Linked DNA regions of Homo sapiens: region 1 is linked to region 2. A link is an interaction called in ENCODE POLR2A ChIA-PET data of the cell type or tissue named here. Cell type or tissue: PC-3. All regions are shown on one strand. Each heading gives the region's core, and the rest is flanking DNA. Links, peaks and the distances in the headings are about the cores only.

What was found. Peaks named below come from ENCODE experiments on the same cell type or tissue, not always from the same donor. Only the 100,000 strongest peaks of a DNase experiment are listed, where the experiment ranks them.
Region 1: POLR2A ChIA-PET joins it to region 2 with 12 read pairs; 5 of 35 experiments call an interaction of 5 or more read pairs at or near these places.

Annotation. Positions count from the first base shown.
Region 1 is chr14:65,421,732-65,428,868 of GRCh38, forward strand. All of the region lies in intron 1 of FUT8 (fucosyltransferase 8), which reads left to right. Among named protein-coding and RNA genes, the nearest start is that of FUT8, 13 kb to the left of the region's middle. RefSeq lists a silencer at 3,566-3,766 and an enhancer at 4,254-4,323. In PC-3, for the core only: no CTCF peak of the experiment used is centred there; DNase peaks (open chromatin) are centred at 3,000 and 4,370; H3K4me3 peaks cover 1,466 bases; H3K27ac peaks cover 2,936 bases.
Region 2 is chr14:65,644,135-65,651,271 of GRCh38, forward strand. The region is part of intron 6 of FUT8 (fucosyltransferase 8); the gene reads left to right. Among named protein-coding and RNA genes, the nearest start is that of MIR625, 180 kb to the left of the region's middle. In PC-3, for the core only: no CTCF peak of the experiment used is centred there; no DNase peak of the experiment used is centred there.

The DNA.
Region 1 (7,137 bases), core at 906-5,905, 220 kb before region 2:
TTAACCCACCCCCCCCTTTTTTTTTTTTTGCCATATCCACAGTCTTTTTCGTGATTTCCTTGATTGGCCCTGTGGCAAATCCTGTGAAGTCATGCACAACATCTGGACACAGTCTTCTCCAGCAGGAATTTATTGTTTCAGGCTTGATGGCTTTCATGGCTTTTTCCATAACAACGACGGCTTCTTCAGTGGTGTAATCCTTCCAGACTTTCAGGATGGTTTCTTTATTGGCATTCTCTTTCATAGAGTTGACAGTACTTTCTGTAGTGTACTGTGTCCAGTGATCCTCGTGACCCCCTGATTTAGAAGCTGAATTAGAGACATTTTGTTTGGGGGCAAGTAGACTACTTCAGCACCTTTGGTGTTGAACTCATGGGGTTCCGGGTGGCCAGGGGTATTGTTCAATAATAAAAGAACTTACAGGCAAAATACTTCCTGACTTCAGGGACAAAGCATCAATGGAACCAATCCAGAAAAAGGGTTCTCATTGCCCAGGCTTTTTTTGTTCTATGACCAAAAGACTGGGAGCTGGTGTTTATCTTTTCCCTTCAAGGCTTGGGGGTTTGTAGCATTATAGATAAGGGCAGTTCTGATCATAAACCACACTGCATTTTCACCAAACAGTAGAGTTAGCCCATCCCTTCCTGCCTTTAATCCTGGTGCTTTTTCTCTTCCTTACTAATGAATGTTTTTTATGGCATTGTTTTCCAGAATAGGGCACTTTTGTCTATATTAAAAACTTGTTTAGGCGGATATTCTTTCTCCATATTTCTTTTTTTTTTAAGAGATAGGGTCTTGCTCAATTGCCCAGGCTGACATGCAAATGGCATGATCATAGCTCACCGCAGTCTCAAACTCCTGGACTTAGGCAGTCCTCCTGCCTCAGCCTCCCGAATAGCTGGGATGCAAGTGTGCACCACTATGCCTGGCTAATTTTTAAATATTTTTTATTTTTTTGTAGAGACAGGGTCTCACTGTGTTGCCCAGTCTGGTCTTAAACTCCTGGCCTTAGGTGATCCTCCCACCTGGGCCTTCCAGAGTGCTGGGGTTACAGGTGTGAGCCATTATGCCTTCCCCCAGCTAATTAAAAAAATGTTTTTTGTAGAGGCAGGGTCTCGCTGTATTGCCCAGGCCCAGGCTGATCTTGAACTCCTGGCCTCAAACGATCCTCCTGCCTCATCTTCCCAAAGTGCTGGGATTACAGGGATGAGCCACTGCACCTGGCCTCCTCAGTGATTTTCTTTCTTTCTTTCTTTTTTTTTTTTTTTTTTCGAGACTGAGTCTCGCTTTGTCACCCAGGCTGGAGTGCAGTGGCGCGATCTCGGCTCACTGCAACCTCCGCCTTCCGAGTTCAAGTGATTCTTCTGCCTCAGCCTCCTGAGTAGCTGGGACTACAGGTGTACACCACCACGCCTGGCTAATTTTTGTATTTTTTGTAGAGACGGGGTTTCACCATATCGGCCAGGCTGGTCTCGAACTCCTGACCTTGTGATCTGCCCACCTCGGCCTCCCAAAGTGAATGATTTTCTTTCTTTTTTTTTTTTTTTTGAGATGGAGTCTGGCTCTGTCGGCCAGGCTGGAGTGCAGTGGCGCAATCTCTGCTCACTGCCAGCTCCGCCTCCCAGGTTCACGCCATTCTCCTGCCTCAGCCCCCTGAATAGCTGGGACTACAGGCACCCATCACTACGCCAGGCTAATTTTTTGTATTTTTAGTAGAGACTGGGGTTTCACAGTGTTAGTCAGGATGGTCTTGATCTCCTGACCTCGTGATCCGCCTGCCTCGGCCTCCCAAAGTGCTGGGATTACAGGCGTGAGCCACCGCGCCCGGCCTAAGTGAATGATTTTCTTAATGTCATCTGGAAAGTCGTCTGCTGCCTCTTGGTTGGCAGAAGCTGCTTCTCCTGTTATCGTGACGTTTTTAAAGCCAAAACTCTTTCTAAAATTATCAAGCCATCCGTGGCTGGCATTATATTCTTCAGCTTTAGATCCTTCGCCTTCCATTTGTTTTAAGTTGTATAATGACTTTGCTTTTTCTTGAAACTTATTAAAGTTTATAGGGATGCCTTTCTTTATAGCAATCCTGTACCCCTATAAAAGCTACATTTTCAACATGAGATAAAAAACTATTTCACAAAACGTGCACAATTTTTGCATCTGCTGGTGTGCCTTCAGCAATGGCTTCATGAATTCTTTTTTTACAATGGCCCTTATGCTGGATTCATTTATTTTGAAGTAGCACGCAACTGCAGCTGCAGACCTCAATCTACAGTACGTATCAAGCAATTCACCTTTTTCTTGTAATGCCATGATTTTTCTCTGCTTCTTGGGAGCACTTCCGGCATCACTAGTGGCACTTAGGTGTCATTTGAGGTTTATAGTATCGTACTAAACATAATGAAACCGCGAGAGATCACTTTTTACTGGAATATACAATTTATTGGAAAGATGAACTGCTTGCTTGGAGATGATTAATGTCACATGGTACTTTAAGCAAATATTCACTCTTGAGCTCACCTCATTAACAACAGGAGGTGGCTACAAAATTATTTCAATAGTACAGGGTGTAGTACAGTTAAATTTATGTAGTTATGATTTAATACTGCATCTTTACTCTTTTGAGACAGGGTTTCTCTCAGTGTCAAATGCCACCATGTGTGGCTAAGTGTGTGGTATAAGTTGTGACAATTTTTAACTTTTTATAATAGATTTGTATATATTTGTAGTAGTAAATGATAAAATAGACTAGTATCTACATATATTTTAAGCACTCATGACATACCTCTTACTTTCTATTTTTCTTTTCTTTTCTTTTTTTTTTTTTTTTTTGATGAAGTCTCATTCTGTCACCCAGGCTGGAATGCAGTGGCACGATCTCGGCTCACTGCAACGTCCACCTCTGGTGTTCAGGTGATTCTCCTACCTCAGCCTCCCGTCTTTTTCTTTTTTTGACCCAGGGTCTCACTCTGTCACTCAGGCTGGAATGTCATGATTCAATCATAGCTCACTGCAACCTCTGCCTTCTGACTCAAGCGATTCTCCCATTTCAGCCTCCCAAGTAGCTGGGACTGCAGGTGCATGCTACCATGCCTGGCTCATTTTTGTGTTTTTTGTAGAGACAGGGTTTTGCCATGTTGCCCTTGTCCAGGGTGGTTTTGAACTCCAGTGCTCATGATCCTCCTGCCTTGACCTCCCAAAGTGCTGGGATTACAGGTGTGAGCCACTGCACATGGCCTACTTTTTTGATATTTCTAGGTTATATGGTTGTCTATGAATATTTTCAAATTGTCACAAACCTCCCCCAAATTTATCAACATATTTATTGAAAAACATTAGCATATGAGTGGACCCTCAAAATTCAAACCTGTGTTGTTCAAGTTTTAAGCCCTGAGAGCTCTAAGAGTTTAAAGCTAAAAACAATTAGAAAAAAAATGGAGTTTCTTTTTTTTTTTTTGAGACGGAGTTTCACTCTTGTTGCCCAGGCTGGAGTGCAATGGCACGAACTCGGCTCACCACAACCTCCACCTCCTGGGTTCAAGCGATTCTCCTGCCTCAGCCTCCCAAGTAGCTGGGATTAAAGGCATGCACCACCACACCCAGCTAATTTTTTTGTATTTTTAGTAGAGACAGGGTTTCTCCATGTTAGTCAGGCTAGTCTAGAACTCACGACCTTAGGTGATCCACCCGCCTCGCCCTCCCAAAGTGCTGGGATTACAGGTATGAGCCACCATGCCTGGCCGTTTTTTTTTTTTTTTTTTTTAAACATGAAATGTTCTTTTTCCCCCTGGTTTTATTGAGGTATAATTGGCAAATAAAAATTGTATATATTTAAGGTGTACAACTTGATGTTTTGGTATATGTGTAGATTGTGAAATGTTTACCACAATCATGCTAATTAACACATCCGTCACCTCACATAGTTATTTTTGTGTGTTTGTGTGGTGAGAACATTTAAAATCTCCTTTCTGGCTGGGAGCAGTGGCTCATGCCTGTAATCCCAACACTTTGGGAGGTTGAGGCAGGCGGATCATGAGGTCAGGAGTTTGAGACCAGCCTGGCCAACATAATGAAACCCCATCTCTATTAAGAATACAAAAAATTAGCTGGGTGTGGTGGCGGGCCCCTGTAATCCTAGGTATTTGGGAGTCTGAGGCAGGAGAATTGCTTGAACCTGAAAGACGGAGGTTGCAGTGAGCTGAGATCACGCCACTGCACTCCAGCCTGGGTGACAGTGCAAGACTCTGTCTCAAAAAAAAAAAAAATCTACTTTCTTAGCACATTTAGTGTGTACAATAAATATTATTAACTGTGGTCACCATGCTGTACGTTAGATCTCTCGAACTTACTCATCCTGAATAACCCTTTGGCCAACATCTCCCCATTTCCTCCTCACCCCAGCCCTTGGCAACCACCATTCTGTTCTCTGCTTCTATGAGTTCACCTTTTTTAGATTCCATATATAAGTAAGATCATGTAGTACGTGTATTTGTCTTTTTCTGCCAGTCCTATTTTACTTAGCCTAATGTCCTTCGGGTTCATCCATGTTATTTGCAGATAACAGTGTAAAGGGGAGGCAAACTTTACCTCCACCTTTTTAAAGTTTTTTTTTTTTTTTTGCTTGGCCTCACAAATTACCATAAGATAGATTATCAGGAGAAAAGCACACAAATTTATTCAATACAAGTTTTATGTGGCACAGGAGCCCTCATAAGGAAACAGACCCAAAGATACAGTTAGAATTGAATACTTACATACTGAATTGGACAAAGGATAATAACTTGTGAAAAATAAACTGGATTATATGGGGAGGCTTAAAGGATAGAAGTTATTTTAACAAAGTCTGTATGGAATTCTCTTTGTCTCCATATCCCGTCCTTGATGATAAAAATGTTGCTTTCCTTTTAGTTTAAGGAGGACATCATTCACATGGGAATTTCATCTGCTTTTAAGAAATAGAAGAAAGGTCAGAGCGCTCTTCTTACACCTGCTGTTTTTCAAGTGCCTTTGACTCAAAATAGTCAATATGTCAGAATGGCGTATTTAAACTCCAACAGGATTGTCTTACTTTTTAAAAGCTGAATATGAATCCTGTGTGTGTGAGCATGCACACACACATGCACACATAACACATTTTCTTTCTTTTTTTTTGAGACGGAGTCTCTCTTTGTCGCCCAGGCTGGAGTGCAGTGGTGTGATCTTGGCTCACTGTAAGCTCTGCCTCCCGGGTTCAGGCCATTCTCTTGCCTCAGCCTCCCTAGTAGCTGGGACTACAGGTGCCCGCTACCATGCCCGGCTAATTTTGTTTTTGTATTTTTAGTAGAAACAGGGTTTCACCATGTTAGCCAGGATGATCTCAATCTCCTGACCTCGTGATCCGCCCGCCTTGGCCTCCTGAAGTGCTGGGATTACAGGCGTGAACCACCGCGCCTGGCCTACATAACACATTTTCTTTACCCGTTTATCCATTGGTGGACGCTTACGTTGACTCCATATCTTAGCTATATGAATAATGCTTTCATGAACATTGGAGTGCAGATACCTCCTTGACATACTGATTTCATTTCCTTTGGATGTATACCCATAAGTGGAATTGGTGGAGCATATGGTAGTTCTATTTTTAATATTTTGAGGAACCTCCACACTGTTCTTTTATAATGGCTGTCTCAATTTACATTCCCACCAACAGTGTACAAGATTCCCTTTTCTCCACATCCTCATCTTTTGTCTTTATGTGAATAGCCATTCTAACAGGCGTGAGGTGATACAGAATTGTGGTTTTGATTTGCATTTTTGTGATGGTTCATCAGTATTTTTTCATATACCAATTGGCCATTTATATGTCTTCTTTTGAGAAATGTCTATTTAGGTCTGTAGCCCATTTTTTAATTGCATTATTTGTTTTCTTGCTATTGAGTTGAGTTCCTTATATACCGAATTCCTTCTTAGTAATTTTAAAAATAGCATTATTAAGGTATAATTTATATACCATAACATTCATAGTTCAAGTTCTAGTAAATTTATATAGTTGTGCAACAATTATCACAATCCAGTTTTAGAAAACTTTCATCTTCCAAAAAACCCATTCTTGTCCATTTGCAGTCACTCCCTGTGCCTATCCCCAGCTCCAGGCAACCACTGATCTGCTTTTTGTCTCCATGGTTTTGCCATTTCTTGATTTTTAATATTAATGGAATCATACAATAGTGTAGTCTTTTGTGTACTCCTCCTTTCATTTAGCATGATTCTGTTTAGTAATGGGAATGAATGGATAAAGTACAAAAGCTTTGAACTTGGAATCAGGAGACTTGGATACTAGTAGTGTGTGCCACCAAATATATAAACATGGTTAACCACTTGTCCCCTCTCGGCCTCTGCTTTTTCTTCCATAAAATGAATTATTTTGACTTTCTTATATCCCACTTTTCACAGCTGGGTAGACATTCACTGACCTTTTCTTAAAAGGTACATTAACTCTTCCTCTTAAATGTAGCCACTGTGTGTGTGTGTGTCTTTTTCTGGATCAAAAAAATGAGGCTTATGTCAGCTATGGTCTGAATGTCTCTTCAGAATTCTTACGTTGAGACCTAACCTTCACTTTGATGGTTTTAAGAGGTGGGGCCTTTGGGAGGTACCTACGTCATGAGCGCAGAGCTCTCAGGAATGGGATTAGTGTCTTTACTATTAAAGAGGCCTGAGGGAGCTTGAACCCCCACTTTCTGCCATCACCAGACACCAAACCTTGATCTTGCACTTCCTAGCCTCCAGAACTGTAAGCAATAAATTTCTGTCATTTATAAGTTACCCAGTCTAAGGTATTTTGTTATAGCACCCCAAACGGACTAAGACATGGTCTAATGGATGATTCAGCAATGAACAAATTTGGAATTGTCTGGAAGAATCAAGATGGGTGATTAAACATTTTCTTGGGCATTTCTTAGTTCACACATACAACTCTGAGGATGGGGATAATCTTAAATGCTGAGTTAATAAAGATTTTTGACGAGAACAAAGCCATAGTTGAATAATTCTGTGAGGTAGAGCTTCAAAAGTGATTGAAACTTGTTATGAAGAGAAGTACAAGACTATATGCTGTTTTAGTTTTTTGTTTTGGGAGTAGAAAGTGGGTTGGAACAATTTCAG
Region 2 (7,137 bases), core at 921-5,920:
AAGACGCCTATGAAGGGAATACGTAGGCTCTTGAGCAGAGGCAGATTCAGGTTTGGGGGAGTCACCTGAAACCTATTCAACTTCTGGTGCTGTCTTTATGAAAAGGAATACAAAATATTAAATGTTTACAATTGGCTGTCATTATTCATGTTATATATATATATTTTTTTTTTTGAGACGGAGTCTCACTCTGTCACCCAGGCTGGAGTGTAGTGGTGTGATCTCCGCTCACTGCAAGCTCCACCTCCCAGGTTCATGCCATTATCCTGCCTCAGCCTCCCGACTAGCTGGGACTACAGGCGCCCACCACCGCCTCCCGGGTTCACGCCATTCTCCTGCCTCAGCCTCCCGAGTGGCTGGTTCTGCAGGCGCCCATCACCATGCCCAGCTAATTTTTTTGTATTTTTTAGTAGAGACGGGGTTTCACCGTGTTAGCCAGGATGGTCTCGATCTCCTGACCTCGTGATCCGCCTGCCTCGGCCTCCCAAAGTGCTGGGATTACAGGTGTGAGCCACCGCGCCCGGCCAATTATATTCTTTAATACTGAATTAGCAATAGTGAACCACTATTCCTAGGGGAAATACAGAGTTAGGTTCCTGTGAGATCAACATTTTCATCAACTGATTAACATATATAACCTTGTTTTATGTGTGTTTCTATTTCAAGAAACCTTATTTAATGTATATTGTTGATTTATTAACATGGATAACTCATATGTGAACAAAGCTTATCTGACATACATACTTTCTCTGTAAAGCACACACAGCTTTCTTGCCCTTAGGGACACTGGACAGCACTTCACTACTATGTTTGGGGGCCATTTTCAACAGTGAAATCACTGGAAAAAAAGCACAAAAATGAGAAAAACAGCTAAATATACTGCAGAAAGGACATTTGTTTATAGTAAGAGATTTGAAACAAGAAGGCAAAAAGCCACCTTGGCTGAAATTACGTGCCTTGGAGTACTCAAAATTTTCATTGCACGTGTGCATGAATGACCGTGAAAGCACCACAAGTATTGATTTGGGTGTTACAAATAAATTCTAGTTGGTAAATTCACATGGAATCTGTGAATAGTGAGGATTGACTCCAGGATGAAAAAAGAACTCCTAACAAGTTACAATTGTATAAAGCTGACAAATGCCACAAATACTAAACCCCAGAAAAATAATTTTTAATTAACTGCTTGATGCTCTCTATAATACTGTTTTCCCTTACATTTCTTAGCTGCATACCCTTTGATTGTATGACAGTGATTTGTAATGTTTTCTGTAAAGAGAATTGAGAATGACTTTGTAATATTAATATTGTCTATAAAGAGAATGGAAAATCTGAAAAGATTTTTTTCTCTAGCATGGTTGATTTAAAATGTTGTTTTTAAATTATTGATATTTGTGGTACATAACATTTGAAACTTCACATACATACATACTTCATATTTGTAGTACTGCTGTAAGCTTGTGCCGTTTAGACAGGATTTCAGATAATTTTATTTTATGTGATTCTCATCAGAAAAGGAAAAAATGGTTCATATAATTGCTTGTGCTACATTTTTAATTGTCTACACTACATTTTCAAGACTATTAGTGACAGAAGAGAACTTCTATTTTGACTAGGCATCATTGAGAAATGCCTCCTTCATTTCTGTTATTACCTTGTACTTACCATGCTAGGAACCATGGGACACATTCATATCACAGTGCAATCTCTCACCCTGTATCTATTTATGTGACAAAAATATCTCTGCACAAAAGCAACTGTGAACTACATAAATATATCTCTAAATCCAAACTAAATAGTTCTCAGCTTAATTTCTCCATCACAGGATCCCAGAAATGCAGATGGCCACTTTATTTGCTACCCAACACTAATACCGACGCTGGAAAACTGAGATGGCACCGAATCCTGAGAGACAGATATCTTAACTTATTTAACTTAACTCATTTAACTCATGATGGTGAAATTTTACAAAAACACATCCAGGTAACATAGCACAAGCCTCTCCCAGGGCCTTTGAAGGGAACCGTGCAAGCAAGGGTCCCTTAAGCTTACATTTCAGCAAATCTCCTAAGGAAGCTCTTCCCATTGAACTAGGAGGGCACCTCAAGTTCCTAAGGGGTTCTCAGTCCTGCTCCCAAGATAGGAGATTACTTGAGAAAACCAACATTAAGAAACCTGAAATAGAGAAAGCTATATTGCAAAATTAGATGAAAGGTAATAGATGCTGACCCTTTAAGATTGAGTTCTGTCTCTAATACAAAGATATAACAGAGAATGTCCAGATTGCCTCTAGTTAAAATTTTGTTTTAATTTAATACTAGAACAGCAGCTTTCCATTAAAAAGTGCTAACCTCTGACTAGGACTCACTTTCCATCTCTCCTTAGAGCCTGCAGCACTTTCTCAGATTGACCAGCCTACAATTGTGTATCAACTGCTTGTTTACTAACTGCCAAGAACCTTTGTGTAAGTCAGCCATACCCTAGGTGTGAGTGTTGGTTATGGCAGACCATAACTGAGCAGCCTTTCCAATGACTTTTTTTTTTTTGGTCTCTGTTCAGTAACCTTCACTGCCTCCTCTTCCTCTATCCCTCCCCTCTAATTGCCTAGCTAAGGGTAGATTACCAAATGAGAATCTAACATCAAGTAAGTTGTAGATATGGCTCATTGATAAGTCATAAATGCATACAAATACATCTCTGTGCAATTGATTAAAACATATGGATAAGCTCTGACCCTGAAAAATGAACATGATAATTCTCACACATTAAATATTGTTCTGTGGTAGGTTGTCTAAAAAAGTATTTGGATGTTTGTGTACTTGGATTATGCAAATTCATGTATCATAAATTTGACCTATCTAAACCTAAAATACCAATTGTGATAAGTAATTTAACAGGAGTGATGTATGTGATTTGCATAGCTTGTATCACTTGAAAAACTTCTCTGTGAAAGGTTCGCACTGATTTCTTTTCTATAGAAAATTGTGACATTCTAGTCATTACAGTGATGTTATACTAGGCTCAAGGCTTAGGTCAGTTGTATTTGATAGATGATAAAATACCCAGATCACTCAAGGTCTTATTAAAGTCCTTTGGTTGTGATAGGGAGCAGGTGTTTCTTCTTGTTCCTCTAGTATGTTAAAGTACATTAAAGGAAGCTGTGAGGTTGAAGAACATTTGTAAGCTGCCATTTCTGAGCACTTTCTGTATGCTTAGTATTATGCAAAGTAACTCTTATGATGCAGGTGTTGTAATGTTCAATATGCAGGAGAGTAAATTGAGACTTAGAGAGGTTTGTACTTATCTTTGTCTTTAATGATAGTATGAGAGGTGATTTTTCTTTCTCTGGGTTATAAAAACTTGAACTTAATAGTGATAGAATGTAGAATTATGTGCTAAGTAGATTAAAACTGATAATCAGAGGTATGGGTAGAAAGCCTGACATTTTACAGTTGAAGTATTAAACACATCCTAACCTGTCCATTACACCTATGGGACATCTTCTTTCCAGCTTATAGGAAATGAGTAATAGTTGCTCTTAAATTTTGTTCCATATATAGTAGAGGTATCCTGGAAGATTCAAAATATATTTATGATCTAAGTAAATGTTGTCAGGAAAATTTCAGTTTTAGCAGATCAGACATTAGGAAAATATTGCTACTAGTGTGAATAGAAAGTAATGTGGACATTGGAGAATTTCCTTAGGTTTACTGAGGACCTAAATGTATGTGTCTCATTAAAGGTTAAAAAAAAAAAAGAAGTCTCAGAAGTTATATTAAAGCAAAATACAAAATGGAACAAGACCTTGGGGTTTTGCTTAGGGAGCATATATTTCTGCCCACTTTGTTGGAGGTTGCTCTTCCTTTTTGCCACCATGTTTTTACAGATTTTATTGGCCTAGACCAGAGGTCAGCAAACTACCACCCTTAGGCCAAATCCAACCCAACTGTTTTTGTAAATAAAGTTTTGTTGGAGCATAACTATGTTCATTTGTTTGTATATCATCTACTTTCAGGCTACAGTTGCAAAGTTGAATAATTTTGACAGAAAATGTACAGCCTGCAAAGCCAAAGATATTTACTGTCTCCTCCTTTACAGAACAACTTTACTGACCCTGGCCTAGACAGTGATGAAAATAATTCTTAAATGTTTTTCCTCCTATTTTCCTTTTCTTCCTCTTCCTGTTCCTTCTATTCCTTTAGCTATATATGAACTCTTGTTGGTATTCCAGGTGTCAGCTTTCTGAGCATATGCCTTTGTCTGCCTCCTGTTGAGGTTCCCACCTCCAAACAGTTATTTTTTTCCATTTTTGAGGCTAAGGATTTTTACTCGTTAGAGCAACAGGACTAGACATCAGGAGTTATGTAAGTACTCAGGAATATACCCCTTGCTATCTTACAGACTGACCACCATTTGTTTGCCTTTTGAAGAGCACAGTGATCTTCTTAAAATGTAGTCATGTTACCGATGATAAAGCTGTCAAATGTACAATGATGTCTTTTTAAATATTGGGACCAAATCCCAATTTATTCTGACTAATATCGGGTTCCACAAGAGGGAATTTGAAGCATCTCTGCTAATGAAATCAGTTTTCATTTTAATTTATCTTTGATTTTTTGCATGTTGGAGGTGAGGAGGGAATGAGGGTAACACTTTTCATTTAGTTCTTAATTTTCTTCTGTTCTACTCTACAATAAAGTTCTGATGGTATATTGGAGCTATTATGGTCATGCTATCACAAGAGGGTCTAGGATCTAACAGCCAGAAAGATTAAGATGCAAATGCAAAAGGAACCATACAGATTTCAATTTGGAGAAGTAGGGAGTCTCTGACGATATTTGAATGGAAAGAGACATGTCATTATTTTTACCATTGCTTCTTATTTTCTCTCAACTATTCCATGTATTTTCCGTAGTTCTTACACCTTTTATTCCTTTCTTTTCATTGGTATAAACATTGTTCATTGTTAAACAAAATATATCACCTATAAACATCTGACACTTTTGTATGCCCATAGACTACCATTTCTTTGATAAAGATGAAGCATATCAGAAACTGTCTAGGATTGTTAGAATTCTAGTTAACATTCTGCCAATAAAACAGCCCTAAGCTTTGGACATTTCTCTTTCTCAGATCTACCTGAGGTTGGTGATTTTTTGTTTGTTTGGTTGGGGATGTTTTGGTGGGAAGGGATTGTTTTATTTTATTTTTAATCTGAATCTTCTTCCCTTGGAGTGATAGCCGAACTTGCTGAGTTTGTGAGTATCAGGGATAGAAGATATCCTGAAGCCACAAGTCACATCTGAAATAGAAAAGTTGCTATTGTGTCCCATGTGAGATGGTTGATTATGTTTAAAGGGCTAAGGACAAGATAGATACTGTGTGTTTGGCTTTGCAACCAAAGGACCTAGTGCCCTGCCTTTTGTACTTAAATAATGGATGAAAATGGAAATAAAGCTGAACTCTAAGGAAAAGCTTTTAAATCTAAAAGAGACCATTCAGTATTCAAAGCCTACACACTACAGAGGCTTTGAATAATCTCCTTAAGTTTTCACTATGAGAGTTCATTTCAAATAAATGTTATATTTTCCTTTTAAATAAAAAGATATAATGATATTGTTCTCAAGATTGAGAGATTGTTGAAAAAAGTTGGTTTACCATTTTTAAAAGAAACATATTAGCAAATGCCTCTGAAAATACACTTATTAGTTTGCCAATAAATGAGTAATGTTGCAGTTGTGAGTTAAATGTGCATTAAATGTTTGAGAATATATTGGGCTTAAAATACAGTTTTAGGCTTCTATTTCTGGATAAGATATAGTAAACACATCATACACTATATATATTAGTCTATTCTCACACTGCTATAAAGAAATACCTGGCTGGGTGCGGTGGCTCACGCCTGTAATGCCAGCACTTTGGGAGGCCAAGGCGGGCGGATCACGAGGTCAGGAGATCAAGACCATCCTCGCTAACACAGTGAAACCCCGTCTCTACTAAAAATACAAAAAAAAATTAGCCGGGCGTGGTGGCACGCGCCTGTAATCCCAGCTACTCGGGAGGCTGAGGCGGGAGAATGGCGTGAACCTGGGAGGCGGAGCTTGCAGTGAGCCGAGATCGTGCCACTGCACTCCAGCCTGGGTGACAGAGTGAGACTCTGTCTCAAAAAAAAAAAAAAAAAAAAAAAAAAAAACCTGAGACTGGGTAATTTATAAAGAAAGGAGGCCTAATTGGTTCACTGTTCTATAGGCTGTGCAGGAAGCATAGTGGCTTCTGGGGAGGCCTCAGGAAACTTACAATCATGGCAGAAGGGGATGTGAGATGTCTTACATGGTGGAGCAGGAGCAAGAGAGAGAGCAGGGAGGTGCCACACACCTTTAAACAGTCAGATCTCCTGAGGACTCTATCGTGAGAAAAATACTAGCAGGGTGTTAAGCCATTTGTGAAAAACGGCCCTCATGATCCAGTCACCTTTCACCAGGCCCCACCTCCAGCACTGGGGATTGCATTTCAACTTGAGATTTGGGTGGGGACACAGATCCAAACCAGATCACTGTAATTCCTGCTAATTACAAAAAAAAAAAAAAAAAAAAAACAAAAAAAACCACAAACTTGTAATTTCCTATTTTTTGTGTGTTTACTTATTTATTTTACTTCCTATATATCCCAGCCAAGGGTACTAGAGGCCTGCAGCTAGAAACCTTAGTGGACAGAGAGGGGGGAAAAAAAAGCCCCATTTTAATGATATCTATCCAGTTGCAGTCCCTTCCCCAGGTGCTGTAGCTATGGAGATTGTGCATGTAGCCCTGTCCCTCATTCCTGTCCTGCAATAATGAGGGTGCCCCTCCCACTCCCACTGAACACTGTTCCTACCACTCCCACTGGGCACTGCTGCCATGGAAACTGTGGATGGAGCTGCAATAACAAGTTTGCAGCCCTCCCCAATGGATGCTACAGCCACAGAGACTGTGGGCAAAGCCCTGACCGCCGTTTCCATCCCCTAACCCTCCCAACTAGAGTGTGGAGGGAGGATTAAAAAGAGGAGGGAGTTAGAGAAAGAGACTTAAAAAAATCTGTGTTTGAAATCCTGGGCAGATTTCTTAGCATCCCTTTCATGAAACTGATTAGAATCAATAC